Regions from separate parts of the Mus musculus genome. Here region 1 is linked to region 2. The links are chromatin loops, found by intact Hi-C in ENCODE. Cell type or tissue: left cerebral cortex. All regions are shown on one strand. Each heading gives the region's core, and the rest is flanking DNA. Links, peaks and the distances in the headings are about the cores only. Region 1 has its middle 94 kb from the start of Gm25439. Region 2 has its middle 76 kb from the start of Kirrel3.

Region 1 (15,548 bases), core at 4,213-12,212, 590 kb after region 2:
TGGTTTTTCTTGTCTAACATATGGTATAAGCAGATCTTGTTCCATTTGTACTGTAAAAGAAAGGGTGTTCTGCTACTATGAAGAGGAATAGGGCACAGGTGTCTGGGTTTTTTTTTTTTTTTTTTTACAGTGTTCTTTTTTTCATTCTCATGTTTGTGTTATGACCATTTTTGTGATCCAAAATGATTATTATTTTGAAACCGGGGCATTAATTCTTCAATTAATAGTTTCTGGTTCTGTCTTTAATTTTGATATTCTTATTTTCCCTTTACCTTAGGGTATTTTTAAATACTCTGTAAACATTAACAATGCTGATAGATTCTTTTATCACAAAAATGTCCACTTTATGTCTAAAAGGTTTTATTTTATAACTTAAGTAATGTAATGGTAGTCACCTCATCTGTCAATTTCTTCATTTCTGATTGTTGTTTGTATCTATTTTGTTCATTCTCTGTTTTCTCTCTGTATTGTTGAGTCCCAAAATGCTTGTTTTTAAAATTACCACCCTGATGATTTTCATGTTTTGCCTAATTGTTGAAGTATGATATTGATTTACAGTTGCCACTGTACATACTATTTCCTGTGGGTTCATGTCCGTTTTACTCTTTTTATCTTACATATTTTACATTTAATGCACTAACTCCTTTGATAATTCTACTGTTATTTCAGGGTTATTTTCCCAAGGATTCCTCCATCTATACAGAATGTATCTTAAATTGCTTCAGTGGATTTCAGTTCATATTTGGTCCCAGTGATTTACGATGAGGATACTTTTATATATTGTCCTCCCCCTTTTATTCTATTATTGTTATATATGTATTGTTTATATGTGAGAGGCAGAAATTCATGATGTCATTTGTCTTTTTAGAAGCAACTTTAAGCAAAGAGGACAACTATAAATTCATACAGCTTATGATATGAGCTCTTACATGCTCCACCTGTCCTCATTTCTTCCTTGAATACTTTTTTGTTGTTTTGTTTGGGTTTTTTGTTTGTTTGTTTTTGTTTTTTGTTTGTTTTTTTTTGTTTTTGTTTTTTTGTTGTTGTTGTTGTTGTTTTTTCGAGACAGGGTTTCTCTGTATAGCTCTGGCTGTCCTGGAACTCACTCTGTAGACCAGGCTGGCCTGGAATTCAGAGATCCACCTGCCTCTGCCTCCCAAGTGCTGGGATTAAAGGCATGAGCCACCACTGCCCAGCCTCTTCCTTGAATACTTAACACTTGCTTTTTTTTTTTTTTCCATTTTTTATTAGGTATTTAACTCATTTACATTTCCAATGCTATACCAAAAGTCCCCCATATCCACCCACCCCCACTCCCCTGCCCACCCACTCCCCCTTTTTGGCCCTGGTATTCCCCTGTACTGGGGCATATAAAGTTTGCAAGTCCAATGGGCCTCTCTTTCCAGTGATGGCCGACTAGGCCATCTTTTGATATATATGCAGCTAGAGTCAAGAGCTCCGGGGTACTGGTTAGCTCATAATGTTGTTCCACCTATAGGGTTGCAGATCCCTTTAGCTCCTTGGCTACTTTCTCTAGCTCCTCCATTGGGAGCCCTATGATCCATCCATTAGCTGACTGTGAGCATCCACTTCTGTGTTTGCTGGGCCCCGGCATAGTCTCACAAGAGACAGGTACATCTGCGTCCTTTCAATAAAATCTTGCTAGTGTATGCAATGGTGTCAGCGTTTGGATGCTGATTATGGGGTGGATCCCTGGCTATGGCAGTCTCTACATGGTCCATCATTTCCGTCTCTGTAACTCCTTCCATTGTTGGTGGGAGTGCAGGCTTGTACAACCACTCTGGAAATCAGTCTGGCGGTTCCTCAGAAAACTGGACATAGTACTACCGGAGGATCCAGCAATACCTCTCCTGGGCATATATCCAGAAGATGCCCCAACAGGTAAGAAGGACACATGCTCCACTATGTTCATAGCAGCCTTATTTATAATAGCCAGAAGCTGGAAAGAACCTAGATGCCCCTCAACAGAGGAATGGATACAGAAAATGTGGTACATCTACACAATGGAGTACTACTCAGCTATTAAAAAGAATGAATTTATGAAATTCCTAGCCAAATGGATGGACCTGGAGGGCATCATCCTGAGTGAGGTAACACATTCACAAAGAAACTCACACAATATGTATTCACTGATAAGTGGATATTAGCCCCAAACCTAGGATACCCAAGATATAAGATATAATTTGCTAAACACATGAAACTCAAGGAGAATGAAGACTGAAGTGTGGACACTATGCCCCTCCTTAGATTTGGGAACAAAACACTTGCTTTTGAGAACATTGTTTCTGAGTACCTTACAGAAGGCAAACAACCTAGAACAATACATTATACAACTTCGTAAATCACTCAAAGTTTAGAAGAAAAAAAAATGAGCTGCTTTGTTATCTTGACTAATTCTCTGCACAGTTGCATTCACTGGGCCTTTCTGTCTTATCCTGTGCATTTGAATTACAATCCCACATAATTCATTACAATGTTTAAGAACTTCATTTCATAAAACAAGTAAGGTGTTCTGTCCTCAGTGGCTTATCTTACTTTTATCTGAGAGTGTATTTATTTTTAAATTTCCAACCAATCTATAACAATTATGCTTATGTGTGGGAGTCCTAAATGATGCTTAAATTCACATATACAATGTTTATGTGAGGGTAAGTATATCTGCCTTCCAGACATTTATCACACCTTTTAGGTGGAAATAGTCAATATCCACATGGGACTGACACATATCTAAGATAGAGACACTGTCCAGGATGCACATGACTTCAATATAATTTCAATGTCCAGTAACACACACACACACACACACACACACACACACACACACACACACACACTAGATATTTTCAGTATTCACAGCACATTAGGACAGTAGTAATATCTCTCCTGTCCATAATATACTACATACTTACCAGCCTTCCCCTGTCTGAGCTTTTCCTTACCTTGTATAACCATAGTTAAGCCACCAACTTGTTTCAGTTCCATGTTTAATGAGATTACATGGTGTTGCCTTTCTGTGCTTGTCTTAGTTCATTAATTAAAATGATTTCTTGACTGAGTCATACTGTCACCAATAACAGGATTTTATCGTTTTAAAGGTTGTGCAGTATTTCTTTGTATATAAATAGCAGACATTCTTTATTCATTCATCCACTTAGGGACATATTGGTTGTTTTCATTTTGTAGTTCTTGTGAAGACCACTGCCATAAACATGGAAGTGCAAATGTATCTTAACACAGATTGCACTTCCTTTGGATAGATATCATATGGCAAGTTTGGGCTAATCATATGATAGTTTCATTTTTAATTTCTGAACCTCCATTCTATGCTGATTGTCTTTTCTTTTCAAGGAACATAGTTTTTCCAAATATAAAGTTCTTTGTTGAAAGGTTTATGTGTTCAGTGTTGTGTTTTTCTTTCTTCGTTTTTTTTTAAAATCTTTCTCTTTGTGTATGAGAAGTTAGCTGTTACTCTTGTTGGAGTCACTTGTGTATAATGAGTCACTTCTCTCTTACAGCCTACAAGATGTTCTTTTTTCTCCTTGGCTCTCATCATTTTGTGTGAGTGGGTGTGAATCTCTTTGCAATTATCCTGTGGGAGAATTTTTAGCTTCTTGGATGTGTAGGTTAATGTGTTTCATGAAATGTCCATAGTTTTAACCGGTATTTCCTCAAATATTTTTTCTGACCTTTTCTCTCCATCTTATATCCCTGTCTCTTCTATAATGTGTTTGTTGAAGAGCATTCACCTCACATGTAAGCAAGGGTACTTCAATTGTTTTTAGTGGAAATTTTCAGAAACAGTTTGCTCAGAAAAGCAGAGATTGTCACATATTCCCCCTTGTCATTCACTTATTAGCCATCATTAGCCTCATGTGCTGCTATATAGTGACTATATTTGTAGCAATTATCTAACCCATGCCTATGTGTACATTATCAAAGTCTACAGTCTGCATTAGGGAACACTCTTGGTGCTGCACATCTAAGGGAATATGGCATGCACCTACCACTGTAATACTCATAGTCTCACTGGTTCAGGAAGTCTCTGTGCTTGCCTTAGTCATCCCTCTTAAAAAGCCATTTAGTCATCCATACTAATACTTGACAGCACTTGTCTTTCTACCATCAGTCCTTACAATGCCTTATAATTGAAAACATGCAGTCGGAGCTCATAGTCCTTCTAGAAAGGCTACTTTTGCTTGGTAATAGGTAAAGTTTCCTCCATAAATGACAGTTCATTTCTTTATAGCACTGGATAAGAGCCCAGAGTCTAGATTACCTCTTTACTTATCTATTCCTGTATAGAATTTCACCTTAGTTGCATCTTAGTTTCAGCAGTTATGAACAAAACCACTGTTTCCATCCAGGTACGGGATTTTGTGTAGACATGCTCTTTGTGTGAATGGATTCTAGAGAATACAATTGCTGGAGCATACACTAAGTGTATTTTTATATTGTGAGAAATTATCAAAAATGTCCAACTATGCTCCAAAGTGACTGAGCCATTTTGTGTTCTTCTCAGCTGTGAGTTTATTTGAATTTATTAATTCCACATTCTTGGTGTTGTCAGTGTCTGAAATTTGACTATTTAAAAAGGTTTAGAGCATTATCTCACTGTTGTCTGACATTCTGGGGCACATGAATAAATACCATAGCAACAATAGCAACAGAACAATTAAACTATTGTACCAAATCTAGTCTAGTGAACCGAAGTGTATATTGTTCTTGCAGGACCTTGATGACCCAACACAGCCACATCACTTGGAAATCCAGCCTTTCACATGGAATCATGAAAGCAGCAACCCTCGCACACCATGTGCTTCTTGCAGACTGCTCAGCTGGCGGGAGAATCCTTTCTCCTAAGCAACTGCTGCTACTTATATAATATTGGAAGGGAGTCGTAGGAATCTCAAAGCATTCTGGCTTTTCTTGGCCTAGTAAGTTGTAGGAACTTCTTTTACCCCATGGGGTGAATTGTTTCAATTATAAATAAATGAGAATATAATACCATTTGTTCTTTACATTTTAAATTTATTTCTTTATGGACTGTTAAGCAACTTCTGCATGTTTATTTATCCTATGATTATATTCTTTGTTGAAGTGTCCATTCCTATGAAGGTCTTTTGCCCATTTGAAAATTAGATTATTTGGCTTCTTATTGTTGAATTTTGAAATTTCTCTGTATACTTTGGAGGACTTTCCTCTATGAGCTGGGTCTTGGGCAAATGTTCTCGCTGGTTTAAAACTTGTCTTCTATCTTGATATATTTTGTGAAGCAGAAATGTTTAGTCAGAGGAATCCAGCTCGTTAACTATTTCTTACATGTGCAATGAAGATGAATTTACATTCTAAATATTTATCTTTATACCCACAGACAAGTGTACTTCTTAACCTCATCAAAGAACCTACCTTTTCCAACAAAAATATATCATTGCACAAAACTAAAACGGATCAAAATACAGAAAGCAAGAAAGCATGTGTTACTTGTTCTCAATTGATACAAATCTAACACAAGTCCTGAACCAGGGATCATTTCATAAAAGGAACAGAAAGAATCATAGAGCCAGATGAATAGGAAGTTTCCTAAAAGTTATATCCCTTATAAATGTCAAAAAGGCTATATTAAGGAAAGCTCATTGTCACAGTTGCCTAAACAAGGCTAGAGTGATGACATGAGCGACGTGCTAACACAGAAGGAGGAAATCTCACAGGACCTCACCACTAGACAAATCACTATGGGAGAGTGGGGAATACTGGTATTAGAAGAAGGCCCTCTTCATGGAAGGATCTCCAATGGATTAATACTTAAGTATTCAGCCCTCAGATAATATGTATATAGATAACAGTATAAGAACGGAATAGGCTGCATTTATGTACTTAAAAGTGTGTGCATGTACATGTGTATGTATGCATTTGTGTGTGAGTGTAAAACAAAGAAAAAGGATTGACGAATTTGAGAGAGAGCAAGGGGTGTTGGAGAGATGTTAATTCCTTTGGTTTCTTCATTGTTTTCTATATTTCTGTGACTTCTTGAGAAGGTACCTTAATTTTATTTTTTCTAGTTGCGATGAGTCAGGTGATCATATGAAAATGATAAATTCTATGTACTGATCCACAATGACCACTTTATATATAAAGAGTCATGCCCACTAAATGCCCACTAAACGCTGTCCTTTGGGCACATAGAACTGTGTCTAGTTTTTACATGGGTAAGAGGGGATTTGAACTCACATTCTTGTGTGTGCAAAAGAAATTCTCTTATTCACTGCTGTATCTATAGCCCCTATACTTGATTGTTATATTTAAAAGAACTGTAAATATTTCAAATAATTATATTCAAGAGGAACTGGGTTTCTCTCCTCTTAAAGGGACAGAATGAAAGTTGAGCCTCTTTAAATTTATTTCAAATTAAAATATAGTTACAAAAAATAAAATAAAATTTAATTATATTGTTTTCCCTTCACTTCTTTTTATGGCCCCTCTCATGTACCACTTTCTTGAATTACATATCTCTATCCTTTATCTCTCTCATATATGTGTATACATGCATATATATGTACACACACACACACACAGAGGACTGATGGGTTAAGTTTTAGCAACTCTCAGTCAACTTGTGTTTGGCTATTTCTAATCTCTCTGGAACTTTCAGCTGCAGAGCTGAGAGAGATAGAGGATTTTACCTTCCATTGACAGCAATAAATCACTTTGATTTTCATGTCTATATTTTCTCCCTAGGATTGTGGGATCAAGTCCAAGTTTTAGAATCTGAAATATCTCTTCTTCATAGGCCATATAAATGTATTCTCCTTCTCATTAGCTTTTTGAGAAGCCAAAGTGACAGTTCTAATCCCATCTATGCAGGTGCTATGCTTTGCTTCATAGGCAAGAGGATGGTGCCTATAAACACCAACATGTCTGATTGCAGCTCTTTACAGTTTTATTAGACTGATAATAGCTACTGCATCTCTTGTCATTGACATGCAGTCACTGATGCTCTAGCATCTACCAGGTTGCCAGAAAATTTATTCCAGTGTGATTGATGATAAGATCACACATGTACTTCCAGTTTCTGACTTCAGGAACACTAATATTCTGTTCTCTGACTTAGTTCCAAATTTTCAATAAGGTGAGTCCTTTCCCTTGGAAGGGTCCTCAATCATAGTAGTCATGTCAGACCTGTAACTCTATATTGGCTGCTTCTACCTGTGCAAACAGACAAGAGTGCAGGGGTATGTTCGACTATTGGTCAGCATTCAGGCAAGCATAGAGCAGCTTGACTGTTGCTGTAGTTGCCTTGACTGTTCCAATCATCCCACTATAGGAGGTGAGATTAAAATATCCAAAGACTAGCAAAACAAAGAAAAAAAACATGTTTATTGTACTTAAATGGGAAATTCATGACTATCATTTTGAACCACCAACTAGTTCCACCTTCCTTGGTTTAATGTGTTCCATTTTATGAGTTTATAATGGGAGAAGGGCAAATTGGTGTGTGTGTGTGTGTGTGTGTGTTTTGTGTGTGTGTGTGTGTGTGTGTGTGTGTGTGTGTGAAATATTTAAAACAAAAAACTGGCTCAGTAGTTAAGAGTACTTGCTGTTCTTGCAGAGGGATTGAGTTAGGCTTTTTTTTTTTTTATTAATTTTTTTTCGAGACAGGGTTTCTCTGTATAGCCCTGGCTGTCCTGGAACTCACTTTCTAGATCAGGCTGGCCTCGAACTCAGAAATCAGCCTGCCTTTGCCTCCCGGGTGTTGGGATTAAAGGCGTTAACCACCATGCCTGGCTTTGAGTTAGGTTTTAGTACCTATGTCAGGCAGCTTCCAGCTCCTGCTCCAAAAAATCCATCACTCTTCTTGTCTCCATGGAGACAAATCACATGTAGCATGTGTGTGTGTGTGTGTGTGTGTGTGTGTGTGAATGTATGTGTGTTTGCTCCTGCATGCACACACAGATGCAAATAAATATTTGACACAGGCTCTGCAAACCTTACACTATGTTTGCCAAAACCATGGGAAATCCTTGTCCTGAAACATATAAGATGGTAAGAAAATAGCCGTAATTATTATTCATTAGAGGAAATTGGTTTGTGAGAAAACACATTGGTAACAGAGAAGCCCAACCTGCTTAATTGAATTTATGAGTCTTATTGACAGCTCCCTTCGCAAATGCATGTGTGGGAGTGTGGGTGAACTCACACACATTTACACATATGTGCATGCATACACAGATACACTTCCTTAATCTCTGATACTTTCCATCTGTCAGTGCGAATGAATCTTTCCAATCATTTTTAAAATCGTTCTGTTTTGTGAAGCCTTGAGCTTTTACCCAGTGAAAGCTTGGCAGGAAGCATACGTTCCTCGCTCAAGTTCCTGAACACGACAGCTGTACTTCTCTCACACAACTTGGGAAAATGTTCCCAGCCTTAATCAACTGGCACAAGGCAGCAGAGGGGCTAAATACAGGCTGTGTCACAGAGCATCCATAAATGTGTCAATTTCTCTCATCTCCTAGATCCTCTACGCTGCCTCAATTTTTTTTTTTGAAAAGTCAGTCTCTATTTTTTTTTAAGCTGTGCCACTTTTCAATCTGAAATGGAGTCTATTCTTATCACACGAATTGCAGTGTGTTGTCTTCATGTCCTCATGAAACTTAGTACGAATTAGTGTCCACTTTTTCTCCATGTCATCCTCACTAAATCTACAAGTTGAAAAGATTTTTTTTGTCCTCCATCCCAGAGTACCTCACACATTTTCTTTAGTGTTACTATATGAGCCACCTTTCCTATATCATGAACAGTAATACAAATAGTCACAGTCAGATAGTAATGATTATTTGTCAACTGTCAGACACTATAGAAGGTCATGTATATTCCATATCATTGGATAAGTCCTTGTACATAGTAGTCCCACCATCACTTAAGTATACGGTCAATGCAATTCTTGTGGATAATTCTGACTATGCCTTGATTACACACATAAAAATGAGAGCATCCCCTGACTCTAATCAAGAGGAAAGGTTTATCTTGGCTTTCAGTATTAGAGGGTTCAATCCATAGTTACTTAGTCCAGTACTTTTGAGATTTGGTGAGGAGGTACTTTGTGGGTTTGGAGGGAGCACATTCCAGAACAAGTTGCTTCCTGTGGGGGGTGAGAAGATGAGATGAAGGTATGACGAATTCCCTTTGAATTCACCCTGTCTTGCACAAAGACCAAAAGAAAATTTCCTTACAAAATTCTACATTTCAAAATTTCTACTAGGCATACCTCTGTGTTTAACTATGAAATTTATCTACTCTTCCTTCTTTTCATAGAATAGGACATGTAGCCTGGGTGTGATTGATAATACTGATGGCTTTTTCAGAGTTCTTGAAATCAGACATCATTCTGGAGCCTTTCTTTCTTTGTGTGTAAAATGATTAAAATACCTGTTTTGTATAGGGTCTATAAATGTAAATGGCATAGCTATATAGATTCATGTGTTCTTTTTATATATATCACAGCTCATTTTGTGTATATTCAGATGTAAATATTTTTTGATGAGAAATAGACTTATGGAGGCTTTGTATTGTTTTCATTTATATCCCATATGACTGTGAGAATTTTAGCCATGACAAGTAACTCTCCAGATAAGTAAATCTACAGAACTAGGGCTTATTTAGTTGTTGGACATAGAAGTAGGTGGCTGTTGCTCTTACAGTTTTCATCTTTGTTGCCTTGCACTTCATCAAGCCCTTGATGATGATTGGCATGGGCCTGGCATGGCCACACTCCCTCAGAGGTGAAAGTAAACAACTCAAAGGAGGCTCACCACACTGGAATAGCAGTGAGGTCCCTTCCTGCTTGGATTCTCCTCTCCTGAGCTCTTGCTATTCTTTCAGAATGTTGGTTTTATCTTCCTTAAATAATTTATTCATCTACTCTTAAGGGTTTTTCAACCATTCTTGGTGTCTTATTTCATCTGATTGTGAATTCTGTGGTCATTTCCTAGGGTATAATATAGAAATCTTAATTTGAAGGTGGTATCTAGAATTAAAAATATTCTATTACCCTTATTTGAAAATATATCTGAAACTAATTCTAATCAAATTAATAAAAATATATCACAAGCATATTTTATTAGTTAAAGTCATCCTTATTCATGAGCTTCTGAATGTTGGGCGTACAATGGATGTGTTATGTGTGTAGTCCATTGATTCTGGTTACCTAGTAAGAGACCAAGCCCTATCAGCAGTGAAATTATATTCCGAGTGGTATATTTGCTTTACCAGGATTTATGGTTCTAAGGTCACAGAAACTATGAACCAACTGGGGGATAGAATGCTAGAGAATTTGATTATAAAGAACTCTGAGTTTAAAATGAAGTGCCATAATCTACCTGAGTTTATTGCCCTCACATCCTGACATGTGACTATTATGTGTCAACGAATAGAAACTGAGAAAATATTTTGCGGACCCTATGGTGGGTGAAGATGCTCTATGAATTCAGTTCATGTTTAGATTGATCGTATGGGGATTAAATGAGAACTCTTCAGTCTAGTTTCCAGGGTCTTGTTGTGTGATGTATGCCTGAAAGGATATAAGCAAATGTCTACTTACTGCAGATTGAGAACTAGCAATAAGCCAAGGTTTTGATAACCACAAAGCTCATTTTGGTGAACTAATGAGTTTGCTGGGATTAGATACAAGTGTGTAAGGTAGCAGTTGCTTATAGGAGCAGGGAGGACTTCAAGTTAGTGAAGTTCATCAGTGAACATGAGTTTAAGAACACTAGCACTGTCAGCATGATTGGGTGGAAGTTCCTCAAATTGGAGAATTTCTTCTTTTCAGCAATACTTACTGCTTGAATAACCTTGAAAAAGGGAATGATCATGTGAATCTTGTAAGTTTCAAGGACTTCCTGAGACTTCTGAGTTGCTTACTTTCCACATATTAATGAAATTTCCTCCTAATGGAATGTTTCAGTTAGAAGAAAATTGTTCCTCACAAGGTTCCAGGAAGGCAACATGAACAGAAAAGTAAATTTGTTCAGAGAAGACAAATATTTACTTCAATTAAATTAATCTGAATCCCAGCAAATCACAAAGCACATCTCTTCAAATGAACCTCCATAGAAGTTTTAGGTACCCACCCATGAGGTCTGTCTTCTCAGCATTTGATCAGCATACCAAACCACCTCCCCTAGTCAGGCACATCTCTTAATCCTTTTCTATGAATTTAATGTATTATTATTATTGTTGTTGCTATTATTATGATTATCATCATTGTGTGTGGGCATGAGCATGGTGTGTGTGTGTGTGTTTGTGTGTGTATGTGTTTGTGTGTGTATGTGTGTGTGTGTGTGTGTGTGTGTGTGTATGTGTGTGTGCATGCGCATAGACACCTACATGACACAGAGTATGTGTGGAATTCAGAGGATGTTTAAGAGTTCTCTCCCACTGTGGGATTCAGGGATTGAAAGCGGGTCATTAAGGTTGTGCAATGAGTGTTCTTACTTGCTGAGCCATCCCATCAACTGCATCAACTTCATATGCCACATTCTGCCTTACTGCCTCTCTTTTTGGCCACCTAGTCTGCAGATGTTCAGGTGTGAGTCCCAGGAAGGACGTGGTGATTATATACAGTGACATAACCAGTAAAGCAGACTTCCACATCTTGCGTGTCTAAACTTTTCTCACTCCTACATCTCCTTTTGGCCTTTAAGATCTTCCAGATGAGGTTGACATTGTGGTTACTGGGCATTTATTAAATATTTATTGATCACCTACTCTGTAGACCATTAAATTGATAGGTGGAGGCAATGGAAAACCTTATATAACATTCACCAACTGCTGACCTTGAAGTAATGGTGGTTATGAAGCAATCCCTTCCCTCTTGAAAAAGACTTAAGGTTCCCTAGACCACAGGCGGTCATCCCAAGAGAAAATGCATCGTTTTTGCTGTGGCACAAGGTGAATTAGAATGAAATCGCACACTGATTAACTTATGTTCTTATACAGAGGAAAGCATATGTCAGAACAAAATAAAATTCTTTTAAAAATAATTCAATTTGGAGGTGGTAAAGATAACTCAGTGGCCAAGACCATTTTCTGTTCCAGCAGAGGACCAGAGTCTGGTTGCCAGCATTTACATCAGGGTTCTCAACTCGCTCTAACTGTAGCTTCAGGGAGTCCTCCACACTCTTCTGGCCACTGCAGACACACACACACTCACTGCTCACATGTATGCACATGCGTGCACCCACACGCACATGCATGCACACACACACACACACACACACTATATATATATATATATAAACAAATTTTAAAATGATAATTCAATATGAAATACGATGATTAGTTTTGCAAATGTCCTCAAATAATTTAAAATCATTCAAATAAGCTACACTATGAAATTTCATTTGGGGAAGGTTTTGTATAGGCTGATATATTCCCATATTTAAAGCTCCCTTCTAATGCACTGGGTTCTCCCCAGTCGGTTAATTAAACTTGTAGCAAAGAAGAAATGGAAGAAGAGAGGCAAGAGACAAGTAGATCATTAAGTAAAATGTTTAGAGAAGCATTAGCTGATCTGAAATCGTCAGTATAATTTTAAGCCTTAAATGCACACTTGATGGGAATATGAGGCTGTTTGAGGCTTTCCGTTTGAGCAGAATGCTGCCTCAGTACTGACTTTCAGGTTACCTTCCTGTGAGCATTCCATTCTGGGCTGGTAGGAGAAATAGAACATTCCTCCATTTTCTAAATATTAGAAATCAACAGTGTCAGGTTACACCTCTAACTGATTGTTTAGCATTTAGCCAAATTTTAGTTTTCAGATTGCCTCTAATTTTTAAGATTTTTTTTTCTGAACATGAAATTGGGACTCTAGAACCACTAGGTTCAAACCTCAATCAGTGTGAACATCCTATGACTCTTGAACCAGAAAAAAAAAAAAAAAAAAAAGGAGGGCTGATTACTACAACTTCAGTGAGAACTTCTGTCGCATGATGATTTATGATGACTTCCATATGAATGGCTGAATTCTCTTTACCATAGCTTCACCTGTAGGCCCTTGTTATAGCACTGGGTCTGAGAGTCTCTCTCTGACACATTGGCTTAAGGAGTATAGACAGTGTTTCTGCATGTGACAAATAGAAGGGCTTTTGATGTTGTGGATTAGGAACAAATCTAGGACTCATATACTTACTAAGTTAGTCAATAGCTGCTTATTAATAGTGAGTATGTGTAGAAAGGTGACTTAGTAATTAAAAGTGCTCACTGTTCTTCCAGAGGACCCAGGTTTGATTCCTGACATCCACACAGTGGCTCACAAACATCTGTAATTCCAGTTTCAGGGGATCTAATGGCCTCTTCTGGCCTCCGCTGTCTCCAAACACATATTGCACACATATATCCAGGCAGAGAAAATAACAATAGGGGTGGGTAGGGGAGTGGGGAGGTGGGCATGGGGGGTATGGGGGACTTTTGGGATAGCACTGGAAATGTAAATGAAGAAGATACCTAATAAATAAAGAAAATAACAATACACATAAAATAATGAAATGAAATAATTTGTAAATGCTTATTGGGCCTTACCATAAGCAAACAACTATGACAAGTTATAAAGATACTGACAATCTATATATAAAATCTATACATAAAAACATTCCTAATTTCATTGGAAATTGAGAAGAAAATGAAAACCACAAGTGTAATTTTGCACGAATCATTTTGCAAACTTCTAGATGTCTAACAACAGTAGTTTTCGGTGAGAATGCACCAGAGGTACCTGGATGTCTGCCATATTAACTGTACTCTCCTAGTCGACCATCAAAGGTCCTTGATGTTATTGCAATTAAATACTGTTCAGTTTCCCTGCTGACACCATCTGAGTCCCTGCAGTGGTGGCTTAGCGTTCAAGTGTGTCTTTTATTTCAAGTCATGCCTTGTTCTCTCTCCATGCCAATCAAACCCCAAATCACTGTTCAAAACTACTCAGTGTGATCATGAGTAGTGTGTGTGTGTTTCCAAATATGCTATTAATAGTTACAATAATGATGGCAAATAATGCTTTCTTGTATCATAGGCAACAAAAATGGTAGAGCTTTAGTTCATTAAAACCCCAGATAGCTATAAGATGGTACCACTTTTTCCTTTTCCTGTGGAAGAAATCCAAAGAGTTCAGGGACAAGGTAAGATTATTGAGATCTTAAATGTGAGCAGCAAACTGCAAAGAAAAATATTCAAGCTCTGTGGACTGTCTAACTGACCTCCCACTGCAGTTCCATTTTAGAGAGAAATTGAGGCTCACATGTAAAATTCTTCCCAGGGTGGTTTTACAATACAAACGTCTTCTCATGTATAGTGAGTTCTTGTATAGTGTGTGTGTGTATGTAAATATGTGCATGTGTGTGTATGCCCACATGTGCATGTGTGTGTGTATGTACATATGTGCATGTGCATGTGTGTGTGTATGCCCACATGTGCATGCGTATGTGTGTGTGTTTGTGTGTGTGTGTATGTACACATGTGCATGTGTGTGTGTATGCCCACATGTGCATGTGTGTGTGCGTGTGTGTGTGTGTGTGTGTGTGTGTGTGTGTGTGTGTGTGTGTATGCAGGCACACATGTGGTAAAGACAACCAAAGGGGTCAGTCTTTGCATCCTATCTTTTTTAAGACAAGATCTCTTTGGTATTTGCCATAGTGTATATGTCACACTATCTGTTTTATAAGATTCCAGAAATCCTCCTGTCTCTGGTTCTTGCATCACTGTGGGAACACTGAAATTATGTCTGAGGTCTCCCATGCCGACCTGTAGGTCGGATGTTTACATTTCCAACAGAATTTTTTTTTCTTTACCCATTAATCCATCTCCCTCCTCAGCCTCATTTCATTATTTAAATTTATTTTTAAATGATTTTTTGAGAACATTGTACACAAGTACTCTATACAATTTTTATCCTTCCCTCTCTGTTCCAATGATTTTATTAAAAGTAAGTTTTAAATTTTAGATTACATTATATGACATCATTTCACTTCCCCTTTCTCTGTCCAAGCCCTCCTGCTCTCTTTCAAATTTATGTCTTCTTTTTATTGTTCTAACATATGTCCACGCATGCAGACCAACATATGTGTGTACATGCACAGATGTGTGTGTGTTTATATTCCTTAAAACATAAATACAACCTGCTCTATCCTTATAATATTACTTGTGTGTATATATGTATATACACTCCATGAGATGAAATCCATCTCTGACACACTTCAATGGCAAAGACTTGAGACTAAATAGGCTATGAGCCTAGGGAAAAATCAAATGCTAGCATTCTGCTAAGTAAATGTAGCAATAAAATGGTTCCTAATGCCCTTCTGTTATGCTCACAGATAAGTGCCATCATCAGAGAAACTTTCTCCTTCAGGAGTCTGGAACAAACATGGAGACCTATAACTGTACAATGTGCAGAGAATGAGAGACCTTGGAATACTTTGTCTTAAATGAGATGTCTACATCAAAACCCCTTCCTTCAGGGATCTGGGAGTCTA
Region 2 (15,548 bases), core at 4,696-12,695:
GGATCTGCCAACCCCAGGTACAATGTGATGCCTTTGTACATAGTGTGCATCCTGTACATCATAAGATGTTGGATGCCACCTTTGACCTTTGTCTACTGGAAGTCGGTACTCTCTTGCCCATGCTCACATCAGCCAGAGCATCTCTGCACATTGACCAATGTCTTGTGTTGATCAAATCTTCCCAAGGTGAGAAACATTACTCTTCTGTTGTCTCTGTTTTGTCTTTAATAAACTCCTACATATACTTCAGTGCCCACTGGCAATGGCAGCATCCACTGGAAAGCCTCATCTTATCCATCAAGAGTCAGTCATTGCTTTGTGCTTTTGTGTGCCCTTTGCTCCCCATATCACAACCCTCTGCCCACAGATTTGATATCTTAGTCTATCCTTAGCTTCCATGTCAATGTCTAGCATGGGATAGAGTACAACTCTTTTAGAAAGATAAATTAATGGCTAGGAAGATGGTCAGTTGGTAAATGGCCTGCTCCACAAGCACAAGGACTTGAGCTTAGTCTCCAGCACCTATGTGAAAAGCTGTGCATGGTAGCACAGGCTTATTTTAGCTTTGGGGAGGTGGAGACAGGAAGATTCTTGAGGCTCAGTGGTCACCAGGTCTAGACAAATTGGTGAGCTCTGGGTCACAGTGAGTGACTCTCAAAATCAAGAGGATGACTATTGAATAACAATAAAGTAGGCCAGCCTTCACATGCACTTGCCACTTGCATGCTCTGTAGGGGCACAAACACACACACACACACACACACACACACACAGAGAGAGAGAGAGAGAGAGAGAGAGAGAGAGAGAGAGAGAGAGAGAGAGAGAGAGAGAGAGAGTGCTGGGATCCAGGCTGTGGGCAGCTCCTTATTTCTGGTGTCAGGAGGTTCCCTGGAGGGATGTGTCTCCTGCTTCTCAGGGTCCCAGATGCCATCCATATCATAGTATACTGTTCCCAGCAAAGAGAGACAGACAGACAGACAGACAGACAGACAGACCATCTGACTGACACAGCAGACAGACAGACAGAGAAAAATTTAGAGAATGCTAAATGACTAGACCAATGTGTGTGGAATAAATATATTCCTTCCTCAAAGACAGATCACCAAGTAAGACTGACCTGATCTCTGGGCCATCAGCTGAAGATAAAGCAAGAATTTCTGAGGACATGGATGGTTTACCAGACCATAGTGTGGATGAGGGAAGGATCAGCCTCATACTTGGCTTCAAGGAGACAATGGAAATCAACTAGGATGATAGGGCATAAGGATGAGTGGCGGACCACGGGCTCAGGAGCCACACACATTGGAAGAAAATCTGAGAGCCTCCAAGAGCTTGGGATGACAATCCACAAGCACATCTGATGGGGACACTACAGAGCAGCTGCTGAACAAGGTCAAATGAGCCACCTGACACATGTCTATTGCAGGTGTTCAGGAAGAGGGACCAGTCTGCCTTCTGATTGCATGTTGCCATAGCAACACTCTCCCTCCCTGGTTCTTGCTGGTCCCAGTTGGACTTGCTGTTTCTCCACATGCACTATGATCCCACCTCAGGGCCTTTGCATGGCCAACATGACAATTCATTCCACTCAGACTCATGTTCAGGTAAGACCTTCTGTCTTCTAGATCTATAATCACATTCACTATTTACTCCCTGCCAGTCATTCAGCTCCGCTTTTATTTATAGCATTAAATATTTGTCTGCTTATCTAACTCCTTGCCTCACTCCAGTCCCATGAGGAGGGAGATCTTTGTTTCCGTTTTTGTCTCTGCTATATCTTGGTGCCAAAAGTAATGCACACAGTCAGTGCTCAACACGTGTTTGCTGAGTGAATAAGTGGATGAACAGATGGAGTTTGTTGCTGAACGGGCCTGGAAATGTGGATGGGAGAGTGACAGAAAGGGGGAGTGTGGACCTTTTCAATAGGGAGAGACTCTAGGCTCTCAAGGTGTATGGGGACCCAGGGCATCTGCCTCAAACGATAGCAAGCAGAAGGGAAAACAGACACATTTACGGTTGTCCTGCCACTTCTACTGGGGGCACTTGTGCTAGGAAGGATAATTGTAAAGCATCAAGTGCCATGGAAACACTTACTTAATTCCAGGGCTGGGGCTCCAGCGGAGCCGGCGGCATGCTCTGCTCTGAGTGGCAGCCAGCAGTTCTGATGCTGCTCAAAAGCACTTGGTTCCTTGGACAATCCTCGGAACTCAATGATTCAGTGCCTTCTGTCAGAGCATCTCGAAGTATGGCACCAGCCGTCACCCAACTGGCATCCTTGGGAGGAGGTGGCACTGAGCAGCAGGTGCTTGGTCAGTTTGCTTCTGACTCATTAGTCCTTCGAAGCATGTGGTTATTTTAGCCCCATAGCTGTTCTTAGGCCTTGGTGTGTTCACGGTGTTCATTTTCTCATCTTGGCCAAGAGTATTGGGAAGGTGTGCTTCTTTCTGACTCCCCTTATTGTAACTCTGCCTACCCAGCCATTGTGGAGGCTCACAGTTCAATTAGGATGTGGAAGGAGGTGCTGGAATAAAGGCAGCCCTTGTGATGCCAAAAGGACCAGTCACAGCTACAGTCTCCTTTCCCATGGATGCAACAGCTCTTGGGCGGGGGGGGGGGGGGGGTGGGGGGCGGGCAGTGCAGATTCCTTTTCTCCCATGCAGTGCTTTCTGGGATCTGTCCTGCTTTATGCATTTCCAGGAAGGATGCGTTTTCAAAGTGACATGGTAGGAGAGATGAAGGTAGGAGGCGAAAGGATGGAGCTATGCCCATGGGATGTCAGAAAATAGGGTCCATTCAGGACATTGGTGAATCACACAAGTCTCTCACATTTTTCCCTGGGGAAGGCAGCAAGATTAATTCACACAGACTCTGGAATCAGCAGAAGTCTTTGAGTACCTGAGCCATTCCCTGAGGAGGCTGGCTTCTGTGGCAAACAGTATTTTCTTGGTATGATGGTTGATGTTTCCATTCACAAAATTATTGTAGCTTCTTGGAATGAGGGTCTTATTCTATTTTCTATTGTTATAATAATGCAATGCCAGTGGTTAGACACTTTCTGAAGCAAAATGGCTTGGTTCATAGGTCTAGAGTCAAGAGCATGATTCTGGTGTATGCTTAGTTATGGTGAGGGTCTTCTGGTCCCATCATAACATGGCTGATGGTGTTGTGGGAAAATAACAGGAAATATGGAGAATTTGGGGCCACATCCACCTTTTTCATTGTCGTTAATGATTGACCATCACAGAAACTTTGATTTTCTGACATCTCTATCATTCTGTTTGGAAAGGGTTTTCCCATCAACCTGCTTGTCACCAAGTAGAGCCCACCTCTTAAGGGTTTTACTACTTCTCAAAACTATCACAGTAGGGACCAATTTCTAATGCATGTTCCTATTGGGCATCCACTCCATAACAATGGGTACATCTTCCCCAGCTATATCCACCTTAAGCAAGTGAAGACTACTTCTCTAACTGGTAAGGTTGGGAAGTTCCATGACCACATTGTTCAGCAACAACTCTTAGGCACTGAAGATAATTGCTTTGGCCCAAGGCTAAGTCTCATTGCCTGTAGGTCTACCAGCCACAGAGCATCTCCGTGTCCATTGTGCACTCAGGCCACATCAAAGGAGTTGACGATGAGTGAGCAAACACTGTGACCAGTGTAGGGAAGCAGCCTGGACTAAAGTAAGTGGGCATCTTCTTCTGGTTAGGCCCTGGGGCATGCTTGCTGGACAGTGCTGGCTGGGGTGTGGACACCAATGCAATCTGGATCCTTACTTTGTCTTAAACTGTAGAGGCCAGAGAAAGCCTGAAGCGGAGTGGTTGTCTAAGCATACAAAAACAAACAAACAAACAAACAAACAAAAACAAGACCCAAAACAAACCAAACCTAAACAAACCAAACCAAACCACCACCAACAAAATACCACAAACCCCAAAAAACTTGAGGAGAGGTGTGCAGGGTTTCCTAGGCAGGCGGGTTATCTGACTTGTGCAGTGAGCCTCCCTATTCTGCACCCGCCTGCATCTTCTTTGTCCTCTGGCTGGCCCCTTTCAGCCTGCACACAATCCAGGGCCCTGCCCTCCAGAGCCCTCTACCTGCTCTTAAGCTCTCTCCCGCCATGCCTTTTCACGACTTCTCCTTAGTTGCCACGAAGAAGTGCTCGTATCAGCAAACAGATGGCGGCTGAGGCATGTAGCATAAAATATATTTATCAAGGCAAACAGCTGTAGCCCATTTCATTCTGCAGATTTCTATTAAAAGTTCTTCAGAGCTCCGAGGCACTCCGAGGCAGCAACCTGAGTACAGACCAGGAGGCATGGTTTTTGTGTGCTTCTTCTCCCCCTTTCTTCCTTCCCAGGCCAAAGAGAAAGCAGCTGTCTTTAGCATTCCTCTGGGCTGCCTCCCATTAAAACACCACAATTGCACTTACAGTCTGGCCTCTCTCGTGTACGTAGACTTTTCAGTGGCTGTGTTGAGCAATGGTGATGGGCATGGTGGGCTATGAGCAGGGCCACTGCCGGGTGCTGGGCAGGTCTTTGAGCAGAAAGGGGTCTGATTGGAGAAGACTCCCTGTCCCTGGATCTCTTCACACTCTCCTTCTTGTCATGTTTTTGGGGTTGCTATGGTGTCCCTCATGGTGGCTTCAAAGAGCTCTGACTTGAGTGTCACTCTACTGTGTAGGATCTGAGAGGGCTCTGCCATTTATTTGCTTTGGACTTGGGGCGAATCCACCTCATTGGCCTAGGCTCTCTTTACTCATGGAAAGGGTGACATTGGAGTTACAAAGCAAGCTCCAGTCTCTTTAGGGGCTGGGGAGGTAACACAGATGTGTAATAATCAGGTGTAGACCTGACCAAGGTACCTAATGTGTGCTTTTTTGAATACAACTGGGCTTATTCTAAAATACATGAATGGGTAAAGATTAGGCAGTTCACTGAGAGCTTTTAACTTGAGGCCTCAGAGATGAAATGTCTGCTATTATGGCACCTGGCTTTAATTTCTATAGTAACCATGAAGAGATATACAGGATAAGGCAGAAGTTCATGGAAGGCAATAGCCACAATGAGATGGCCAATAGGAAACTGTTGCATTCTTCCAAGGTAAAGAAATAAACAGCTGGAGGCCTTCGATGACCTATTATTACTATAGGGACTTCGAATAGCCATGGGGTGTCTTGTGGGCTGTTGACAAACTTTGAGGTACAAAGCTAACTGAGACCCATTTTTGGTTATTTAACCAAACCTCCTTTACATCTTGATTGGGTTAATTTATTTATGCTTTTCCTGTATCTCAGTCCCCTGCCCCTCCACCCCACCCCACCCCACAAAATGGCAAAACAAATAATACTGAGTCTGGAGAGTTGTTATGAGGATTAAATTAATGGGTCTGAATAATTAATCCTGAATCATGTAGAGTAAGCATTTGATAAATGCTAATTGCTGTTTATTAAAGTGACCTTCCAGCTTTGGTATATTGGCACAAGGCAGGAGAGGCATGCTATAGTAGAGGGGGGTGTGTGGTGCTAATATTTACAAATTTCTGGCAAGTGTCACAAGGCCAATCCCTCCACTGAGCACATTATTGCATGGCTTTTGCTTGCAGCCAAGATGGCACACTGAACATTCCTCCAGTAGATACTCTTTTACACGCACCATCTAATTGGATTCCTCAGAGGGAAAGAGGCAAGCAATGTCTCCCTCATTTCACAAAGGCAGAAGTATGACTTCAAGGAGGTTATATAATTTGTTCAAAGTCACCCAGCTGGCAAGTATTCATGTCTAAGATACTCAATTCCCTTGATGGTGGTCTTTCTGCTTGATGGAGTTATTGTTCCTCGTGGGAAATGGTTGCTTATGATTGTGGGTAATTAACACACTCCAGCCAGGATAACTGTTGACTCAAACTATGACTTCAGGTGTTTGCTTTAACACGGATTTCTGCGGCAGGCTCCACATCTGTTAAATCAGGATTTCTGGGAGAATGACCCAGTAGTTTGTATATTTCCTGGATGGTTCTGTTGATCAGGACTAGCTGGGGAATGCTGAGCCAGAGAATCCTACCCAGAGAACCCAGCTTTGCACTGAGAGTTTATTTTAGCTGCAGTAGGGATATCTAATAAGGTCAGGAGAAGGCTGGGTCAAGGGGTGGTAGCTTGTTCTGGGGACTGAAAATTTGGCAACAGGTACACATCCAGTCTTGCAAGGTGGGTAAGCAATGTCTTCCGGGGAAACAAAAGGTGGCCGATAATGAGAGCTGGGGAGCCATTTAGTGGTTTCAAACTATTGGTGTGGCATGCTTGACTGTCCTGTTTCCAAAGTTAAGGTGCCAATGCCAGGTAAAGAAGTTGTTTCTCAGTGACTGTTAGGTCCTGTTCAGTCCAACACTGCAATTAGCCTCAAGGTGAGATTGGTCAATTAAAGTATTTGAAAACAACCAAAGGAGACAGGGTAAAATGCTAAAAGCTTGAAGTACGGAGCTTGTGTCCAACCTCAGGAAGCTTTTACTTCAGGAGGTGAGATGGTTGCTGGATGCAGCTTTGCAAGATGTGATTCAGGACAACAAGAACCGCATAATTATAGTTCCACAGGTTACAGTTGGCTTCTCCTCCATTAGTCTTGTTGACACATTTCATGGGACTCTCTGTACTCACCCTGACCTGCCAAAATGCTCTCAGCTTCTGCCCTTTGGCTCAGGCTGTGTGGCTGGCAAGCTATCCTTCAACCTCTAACTCCACTGTGGAGTTAAGTTCAAATTAAGTCCCCCCACTAGTGAAGCTAGTCCTGTTCCTTTTCAAAAAGGCAGATGGGACCAACATTCTATTAGTTCTTAGCTCCCATGTTGTGTCTCACAGTGTTGTGTGTTTTTTCCCCTTTCCCTTCTGGGATCTAAGTGCCTCAAAGTCAGGACCTATAGATTTCAGCACAGAATTTACTAGCAGGATGTAGTATGCAACAGTTTAGTTTGTCTATACACACTTGTATACTTGCTTGCGGGGGACACAGGTTTTGAGGCCCTTTGTTCAGACTCTTAGCCTTGAAGTGACATGATGTCAGTGGACTCTTCAGGCCAGACAACAGCAAACCTAAGGGGGAGTGGTGTATATTTGCTAGCCTCAAGTCTACACAGATCAGAGTTTGTAAATGTTGCAATGAACTCACCCAAACTTGTCTCTCAGGCCTGTTTTCTCACCACCATGATTCCAATTCTTAGGTAGGTTGCTTTTTGCAATGGAGGGCAGAAGTGGTGTTCAGCATCCCTCGGTTTGTATCCCACTTGCTCAGATATTCAGAGGAAAGAGAGCTCCCTTTCTTAGAAATACTGACACAAATTCAAAGCCGAGCCTTTGTCACGACTCTGATTGGCTACTCCTTTGTTGAAAGGTCATGAGCCCCTACTTAAACCAGGGAGAGAGAACAGGTGTAGACTCGCACAAAGAAGAGAAGGCGGGTGGATGCTAAGCAGCCACAAACAGCAGATGCCTGAGCCAGGGTTGTTTAACTTTTCCTGGGAAAATACTCCACCACCAAATTATGTTCCTTAACGCTGATTTCATTTCTGATGCTAAACAGGCATTGTATAAAAAAGTGCATGCATTAATCATAAGATAAGTCATTCCCAAAGCTTGTGAAGATCTCAGGGCAGCTTGTCTATGGAATACGCACCTCAACTCACAACCCATGCAAAATGATCCTAAAGAAGTCACTGAGGCGTGTTGAAGAGTGGAGAATGCTAATTGCAGCAACATCTATCTAAAAAGAGCAACAAATTCTAAAATAACAAATGACTATCTCAAGTGGAGTATGGGTTAGATACCTTATAGTACAGTCATTAAAAATGATGTTCCTGCAATGTACTTGATATAGAAAAAAATGCTCAGGGAGTTATGATATAATGCTAAACAGAAATGCCAAGATGGAAAGCGTTTATATGTTGCAATCCCAAATTTGTGTGAATATGCATAGCTTTAGCAAAGGCTGGGAAGAAGCACTCAGAAATGTTAAAAGTTTTGGGAACGGTAAAATTACCAATGAATTTTCCCTTCCTTTATATTTTTCTGTTTCCCAAATATTTTCCCCCAACACATTTTGTAGTTTTTGTATGCATGCTTTTGCATCTGGGCAAGTAGAAACACACTGCATTGAATTCACGCTGATTGCAAAGTGGGACGGTCCATCTTCTCCAGGGCTGGGCTAGGAACAGACTCAGGATAAACTTCACGACTTCAAGGCTAGGCAAGAGGACAGACACCTTAGCTTCCAGTTAATTCCATGTGGGATATGAGGAGGAGGCTTCCTGGCTGCTAACTCAACTTGCAGAGCAGGTAGATGTGTGTGTGTGTGTGTGTGTGTGTGTGTGTGTGTGTGTGAGAGAGAGAGAGAGAGAGAGAGAGAGAAAGAGAGAGAATCACTCCTCCTTGGAGGACTGCAATAAAGGAGCATATGTATCAACTAAAAAAAATTCCTTGGCAACAAAAGCTTTTTAATTGAACACAGTCTCTTCAGCCAACTTATGTAAATTCTATCCCAATTTTGGGCATCTATTTTGAGCACAGAGAAAAGCGGTATGAATCTTGCCCTAAAATTGTGCTCAACAGAAGGGGTGACGCCATATGGATGCCATGCTATGGGAGCCTGTCACCTGCTAACCGCTATGAGAAATTACAGGTTCTAATCGCTTTCCTGCTGGCTAAGGAGTCCTAGTGGGTGGGAACACTTAGGGCATCAATGTAAGATGTGACAGGCAGATATTCTCCTGGGGCCTCATGGCCACAGGTGTGACAGAAGTCACAGAGTGAGAGGAGAAGGGAGCAGTGAGCTGTGAGTGGGAAGAGTGCTGGCTTTTTTCACCAAAAGAGAGGGAGCAGAGTTTCCTCTTAGGCTACTGTGACCTGCACTTCAGGTTTAGCAAGTCTCCCAGCTAGAAGGCAGTGGGGCCCTTTGGTGAGTGGAATGACCTAGGTAATTATCTCACTGAGAAGCTGAGAAGGAAGAGAGTGATCTACCCACTACACTGTATATGTCAGAGGGAACACAGGCTTTCCCAAGGCCTGCTGCTGGTACCCTCCTACTCGGGGAACACTGAGCACTATCCATCACTTCTTTTGAGTTTCAGAAGAAGGATGCGTTTTGTCATAGAGCCACTCCCTCCTGCCATGGGGTCTTTTAGTAAGGTAGCAAGTTAGCATCGGGAGGGAGTAGAGGTTGCTAGGTTTCACACTCTAGGTAGCTTCCTATACATCTCGAGACCTTTTTTTTTTTTTCTAGAAAGGGTTCTTGCCATAGATAAAATGGTCATTAAATACAATTCAGCAAAAGATGCGGACACATTTTTCTGTTTACTCTCTGCACACCCCAACCTCATTCACTCCAATTTTCAGGCCAAAGTCATAAGCCAACTCAATTTCTGGGGTTTGGCCTTTCCCTTTCCTTGATCCTAATTTAGAGCTTTGTTGGCTTGGGCACATAGACTGAGGATGTAATGAGTTGAGTTGTAGGATGCATGAAGATGGAGCTGCTGTCGCCTGTTTTATAGGCACTAGCTCAGAGAGGACAGAGACCATGTCCCTAGTAGGGTACATGGCAGAAAGCTGAGATGAGAGATCTGATTAAATCAATGTTTCCAGAGTTTCTGTGGGTCCTGTCTGAAGCTATTTGATAAAACAGAGCACAGGAGGCCAGTGTGACTAGTTGCAGACAGTTGTGTGTACAAAGCATTCAACAACAGGCCATGAAGCCAGGGTGCTGGATACACAGCAAGTAGAAGGTTAAGTCTCCCTGATCTAGCTGTACTTCTTTTGCCTGGCTAAAGAACATTTAGGTTTTATGAGGAAGATATGCTATCTAAATTACCTACCTGGCTTAGAACACATAATAGCTTTCTTCTCTGCTTTTCTTCTCTCTTCCCTTGCTTCTAGCATCTCTTCACCCTACCCCTGGTCTCCATCTTTCTTTTCTCTTCTCTCTTTCTCCATCCCTTTCTCCTTTCTTTGTTTCCTTCCTTCAATTATCATATGTGTTCATCAAATACTTGCTGTTCTATAGGTGCCATGATAGTGACTTGGAACAAAAGAAAAACATGAGTGAAACATTCCTGACTTGATGGAATTCACAGCCTAAGAAAAGACACAAGCACGTCAACAGTCACGCTAGATCGAAATGCTTTTGTGGACATGGGGGGTAACTGTGATGATTCATAAGAGAGCTTCTACATCAGACTACCAAGGACTACAAATTGTCAGTGGGGTTCTGTGATGGTTTATGAGTGTGAGTGTGTGTGTGTATGTGTGTGTGTGTGTGTGTGTGTGTGTGTGTGCGCGCGCGTGTGTGCATGCCTGTGTGTTTAAAGAGGCAGGCAGAGACAGACATCCATACAGTCTAGGGAAAGTATTAATTCACTGAATGAAATCTTGGGACAGGTGTCACTTCCTAGACAAGCCATCCGTGACACTTCGTGTCTTCCATGCTGTTTAAATGAAAGCCTGAGAAACGGGTGTGGAGCACTTTGCACAGATGCTGCCTGCCCCACAGAAATGGTCAGAACAGTGCTCGGTGGTCATAATACCACGTTTTCTTTTTCATAGTTTTTAAAAGGAGTTTGGGTTGGGTTTTAATTTTGTGTGTCTTCCTATGGGTTTGTGCATGTCCATGAAAGGAACTCTCAGGCCAGAAGATAGCATCAGAATCCCCTGCACCTGGAGTTGTGAGCCCCCAGACACGGAGGCTGGGAAATGAAATCTGGTCCCCTATAAAAGTGGTAGACGCTCTGAATGGAGGATCTATCTCTGGGGCCTACAGCTGTCTTTAAAAAATCACCTCCACCTCCAACACTACCACCAGCATCACCAGCACCAGCAGCACCAGCAGCACCAGCAGCACCAGCAGCACCAGCAGCACCAGCAGCACCAGCAGCACCAGCAACACCATCAGCACCAGCACCACCAGATTGTTCCTGTATAGTCTAAACTGGCCTGCAGTTTCTTATCCCCCTTCTTCCATCTCTCCAATGTTAGGGTTACAGGTGCACACCAGCACACTTTTGCTAGTGTGTCTTTACACATAGTTCAATTCAATGAATGTTTCAGGTTAAAAAGACACTATAACGAACCATAAACAATCCATTCACTTTTGTTTGTCTGTTTTTGAGACAAGGCCTATGTAGCTTTGGCTAGCATGAACTCACTGTGTAGACAAGGCTGGCCTGGAACTCATAGAGATTGTCCTGCCTTTGCTTCCTTAGTGCTAGGATTAAAGATGCATACCACCACACTGCAGCAAGAAATACATTCTCAAGTATAGAACAGTATGTGTAAAAGTAGAGATATGAAAACCAGAAAAAGCAGTGGAGACTAGGAATGCATGAAAGGGTTTTGAGGGATGAATAGGAGTTTGTAATAGGACAAAGAACAAGAGGAAGGGCACAGCAGGTGAGGGAACTGATCATCCTGGAATAACCATGGAATTGCCTGAGAATAGATGAGAAGATGAAGTGGCAATTGTTGAGGATGAAAAGGTTGTCAGCAGTGGAATAACATTTTAAACAAATTACCCACAGTGAGGAGCCACCGGCTGCATATTTCTATTATCAAGCTCATCCAACTGTATTGTAAGCTATCTACATTTGTCTCCCTGCAGGATCACGAGCTTGTTGGATGAAGAGATACTTCCTATTATTCTTTTTACCCCCGGTGCCAGGCAAACACTATGTACTCAATATCTGCTGAATGACGAGTGATTAGGACCCATTCCCTGGAGGAGCCTGGACTTTGCCACGGCCATGCTGCACCCTCCACTCCGGAGTCTTTTCCTGGAGGATGCTGAATGAATGTTCATGAATCTGATGAAAGGCGGCCAGAGGAAGACAGAGGGAGACAGACTCTTATTTTCCACTTGGCAGCAAGGTCTTATGGGGTACCAATCTGGGGAGGGCGAGGGAGGTGATGGGATTATGCTCTCAGTGTACTTTCATCCCAGACAAGGATAACTTTGATGAAAGTCTGGTTTGGGGGTTGACTTGGACTGGAATGGCTATGTGAGCAAATGAGCCTGGCTAGAAACAGCTTCTCAGGGGACATAATAGGGCAGAAATAAAAAGGGAAAGTCTCTCAGTCTTAGGAGCCAGCTTTGACACCAAGAATCTCAGAGGCTGCAAGGAGGACCCATCACCTCCTTTTTCAGGCAGAAGTAGTCACCGAATTTCTGGCCTCGCACATTGGAAGGCGGGGATTTGAGAGATAGCTGTCTGTACCCGATCTAGGGCAATTTTCTATGCTATGGAGGAGAAAGTCCCCATACACTTGAGGATTCTGCCCCAAAAGATAAATGCTCCTCCAGGGTGAGAAGGAAGCAATTTTTCAGCCACTTGGGATGGTTGGTGACCTGGTAGTTCCGGGCATTTTGTAGGTGCCCCAAACATGTTCACACCCCACACATGTTCATGAGGTTGACAGGATGAAACTATCAGCAGAAGCATGTGCACAGCTTACTGGGTAACAGATACTGTTTGTTGATCTATATGCTTTCCACAGCAAGTTCTCGAGTTAGGTGCTCCATTTTATGGATGGTAAGAGTGATGGGGATGAAGCCCACTGAGTATCATTGGAGCCCGGGTTCTGATGAATTGGTCCCTGGGGCTTTCTCCTGGGTTCCTGGGTAGACTGTGGTGGAGATGGCATTGTTATGGTTGTTTTCTGATTCTTTCTGTGTGCTAAGCAGGGAGGGTTATTTACCAATCTGCTCAGGAGTTTATGGCAGTCATGCCCACAGCTGCAGCAGAGCCAAGCAAGTCTCAGTTTCCCAGTAGCATGATCCATGGTAAACATCGCTTCTTTCCTTGAAAGCAAAGCCTTCTCTGAGCTGAGCTCTGGGGCTGAGTGTGTGCTGGAGCCTCAGAGGAAGGCAGGTTACCCTAGACAGTTAATGCAAGCACAGCTGCTATCCCCACTGGAGAGTGGTCTCTTAGTAGCATCATTGGCTGGCAGCTAAAGTCTGTTTCTTGCAGCGGCACTGGTGGAGAATCTCTGTTCTCTGCTGGGCTTGCTACTCTAGGACAAGGGCCTGGCTAGAGCTCGTGGGCAGCAAGGCTGACATCTGATCAGGGTGTTGAGAAACCACAGGCTTTGATGTAGGACTGCCTCTTTCTTCCCAAGTGTGCAAGGGAGGCTGAGGAAGCTTGGACCAACTTTGTTTGACATGAGTGCTTTCTCTCTACAACTGATCTCAGCACTCTCACCTCATTCACCCAGTGATACAGCAGCAGTGCACCAAGATCACATTAAAGTACAGGCCAAGAAGGAAAGCTGTGTGCTCCTGAAGAGCTGGCAACTCACCACCGCATTTACTCTAGGGTGCGATTGTTGATTTCTCATGTGGCACAGACGTCTAGAGACAGATGAGCTAGCAAGATGATTTATCCCCAAAGCTTTAACCAGGGTTGGGGGCGGGGGCGGGGAGGGAGTCAGAAAACTGGCTGGACAGCACCTTGTTACTATGCTGTTAAAAACTTCCTGTCTGTTGTTTACTTCAACATACCATTTTGCTTCCCAAACAAAAACTGTCTCTATCTTTTGACTTTATCTGGGAATCACTTCCATAGGAGATCAAGACCGAGAAAGCCAGAAGGACCCAGAAGTCTGATTTTTCTGTAAAGGAAGTCACTTTGCCCTGGGTGATCTGAATAGAGATCAACTAGAGAGTGAGGTCTCTCATCTCCAGAACTCTCGAAGGCACTGAAGGTTAGAGGATCATGGGGCTAGCCATTTCTTTCCTAAAGGGTAACCCTGAGCAAGTGACTTTGTTTTTGGTCTTAGGCTTTTCCTTATAAAATGTCAAGTAAATCTGTCATGTCATTTTCCCTTAGTTCAATTAACAATGGTCAGGGACCTGGCAGGAGTTAGTGAGCTGGGATGTTTCCATGTATGATCTTATTGTACCTCTCAAATCTTTAAATAAAATTAACAGGACAGGTCTGATTACAAGCTCCATTTTGTGGAAGAGCTGGACCTCAAGGAGCCTGTGTTATGACTTTGCTCTGGCATTTTTGTTACAGGGCTCTGTTTTGAGTCCATACATTTGGTCAAAGAGACAGACATGTCAGCACAGGGTTGTAATAGAGTGTGGTTGGGTTCTTAAGCATTTGGAAACTCTCACTTGTCTCTGAATGGAAGAGCAGAGAAGTCTACTGGGATGAGAGGTCTCTGTGACTTGGTGATCTACAGTAGTTTCCCAGCGGCAGCAGGCCTTATGTTGAATGGTACTTCAGATACCTAAACATAAGACATCTTTGGAAGACTAGGATTAGGTCATCATAGTTTGAGGACCTGCAGATTGTTGTATGTGATTGAGCAGGGATGAGTTGAGGGATACAAGGAGAAATAGCCAAGGGACTGACCTCAAGATTTCACAAGGGGGTGGGGGCTCTGCATTCTAAAGCAATAGAGAACGATGGATATTCTTAGTAGGGAGTGACATCATGAGATTTGAGTTTTAGAAAAATCACTGCCTGTCTCATAAGATTTTTGCAGGAAACAGGCTCAGCCGACTCATAAAACCGTTACAGATTGTAGCTGAGCACGAAGTCAAAATAGCACACACGACAGCTAATTAAAAGTATCTCAAAAGTCCCTACTTGGATGTTTCTGTCTCTGCTACCTGAGACCCTGCCCTATTTCCTATCATCATCATAGACTCAATGTCCAATCTGAGAGCCACTTTTGGAAGTCTGGGCTGGACTGGAACAGAACAGAACCAGGTGGTTGCAGTTCAAACTCCCCAGCTCCTCTCTTCTTGGCTTAGGAGAGCCTGGTGCTCTGATGTGCAGGCCAGGACATCTTTTGTTTGGGCTCCCATCCATTCTGAGGGGACTTCTTTGCTGGCCTACTTGCTGGAGGTGGCTATGCATCTCTGCTTAATTGAATTCTCATTTTTTCAAAAGTATATTTTTGTGCTGTTGCCTAAAGGCATTCAGGTAATGGGTGCATTTTTAATAAATCCAATAAGTAAATAACTGTATTCTCTCCCTGGGAAATCCGGAGGGACTCCTATGCTATTGTACTTTGAAACTGGGATGCCTGGAATGAGGGTAGGGCATCTTCACACACCAAGACTTCAGGTTGATTCTACTGGCTATCTTCAGGACAAAAGAAACATAGCTGTCAGCAAACACAGGCATGAGTCACCTGTGGAATACACAGCACTGGGACTTACCAATCCCCAGACACCTTTGAGTTCACACACCAGCAGCCAACCCCCTCTAGTGTTGATTTAAATAAATATTTGCCACAACAGAACAGGCGCACAGCCGTGGGTAGTAAGTCTCTGAATGGGTTCTGTCCCCTGTCCATCCCCTGTAGCACAGGGGCAGGGGGACCCAGAGATCTAGTTTCTACGTTCCAAGGTGCCACTATCATGGCGTTGATCGTCTGCTGAAGGTTATTCTGCGCTATTTGAGGTGTCTGTGTGTATCCTGAGACTGCCTGCCCCTAGCCCTGTTCTTCCTTCCCTGTAAAGCTGTGGTGTTTATTCTTGTTACTCCCCTTAATTCTGCTATTC

The links. Peaks named below come from ENCODE experiments on the same cell type or tissue, not always from the same donor. Only the 100,000 strongest peaks of a DNase experiment are listed, where the experiment ranks them.
Region 1: a loop joins it to region 2, with 2.7 times the contacts of the local background. A loop is called at or near these places in 2 of 42 quality-filtered maps.

What each region holds. Positions count from the first base shown.
Region 1 is chr9:33,815,623-33,831,170 of GRCm38, reverse strand. No RefSeq gene overlaps it. Among named protein-coding and RNA genes, the nearest start is that of Gm25439, 94 kb to the left of the region's middle. In left cerebral cortex, for the core only: no CTCF peak of the experiment used is centred there; DNase peaks (open chromatin) are centred at 4,838 and 8,395; H3K27ac peaks cover 72 bases.
Region 2 is chr9:34,405,017-34,420,564 of GRCm38, reverse strand. No RefSeq gene overlaps it. Among named protein-coding and RNA genes, the nearest start is that of Kirrel3, 76 kb to the left of the region's middle. In left cerebral cortex, for the core only: no CTCF peak of the experiment used is centred there; DNase peaks (open chromatin) are centred at 7,690, 7,925 and 8,594; H3K27ac peaks cover 1,617 bases.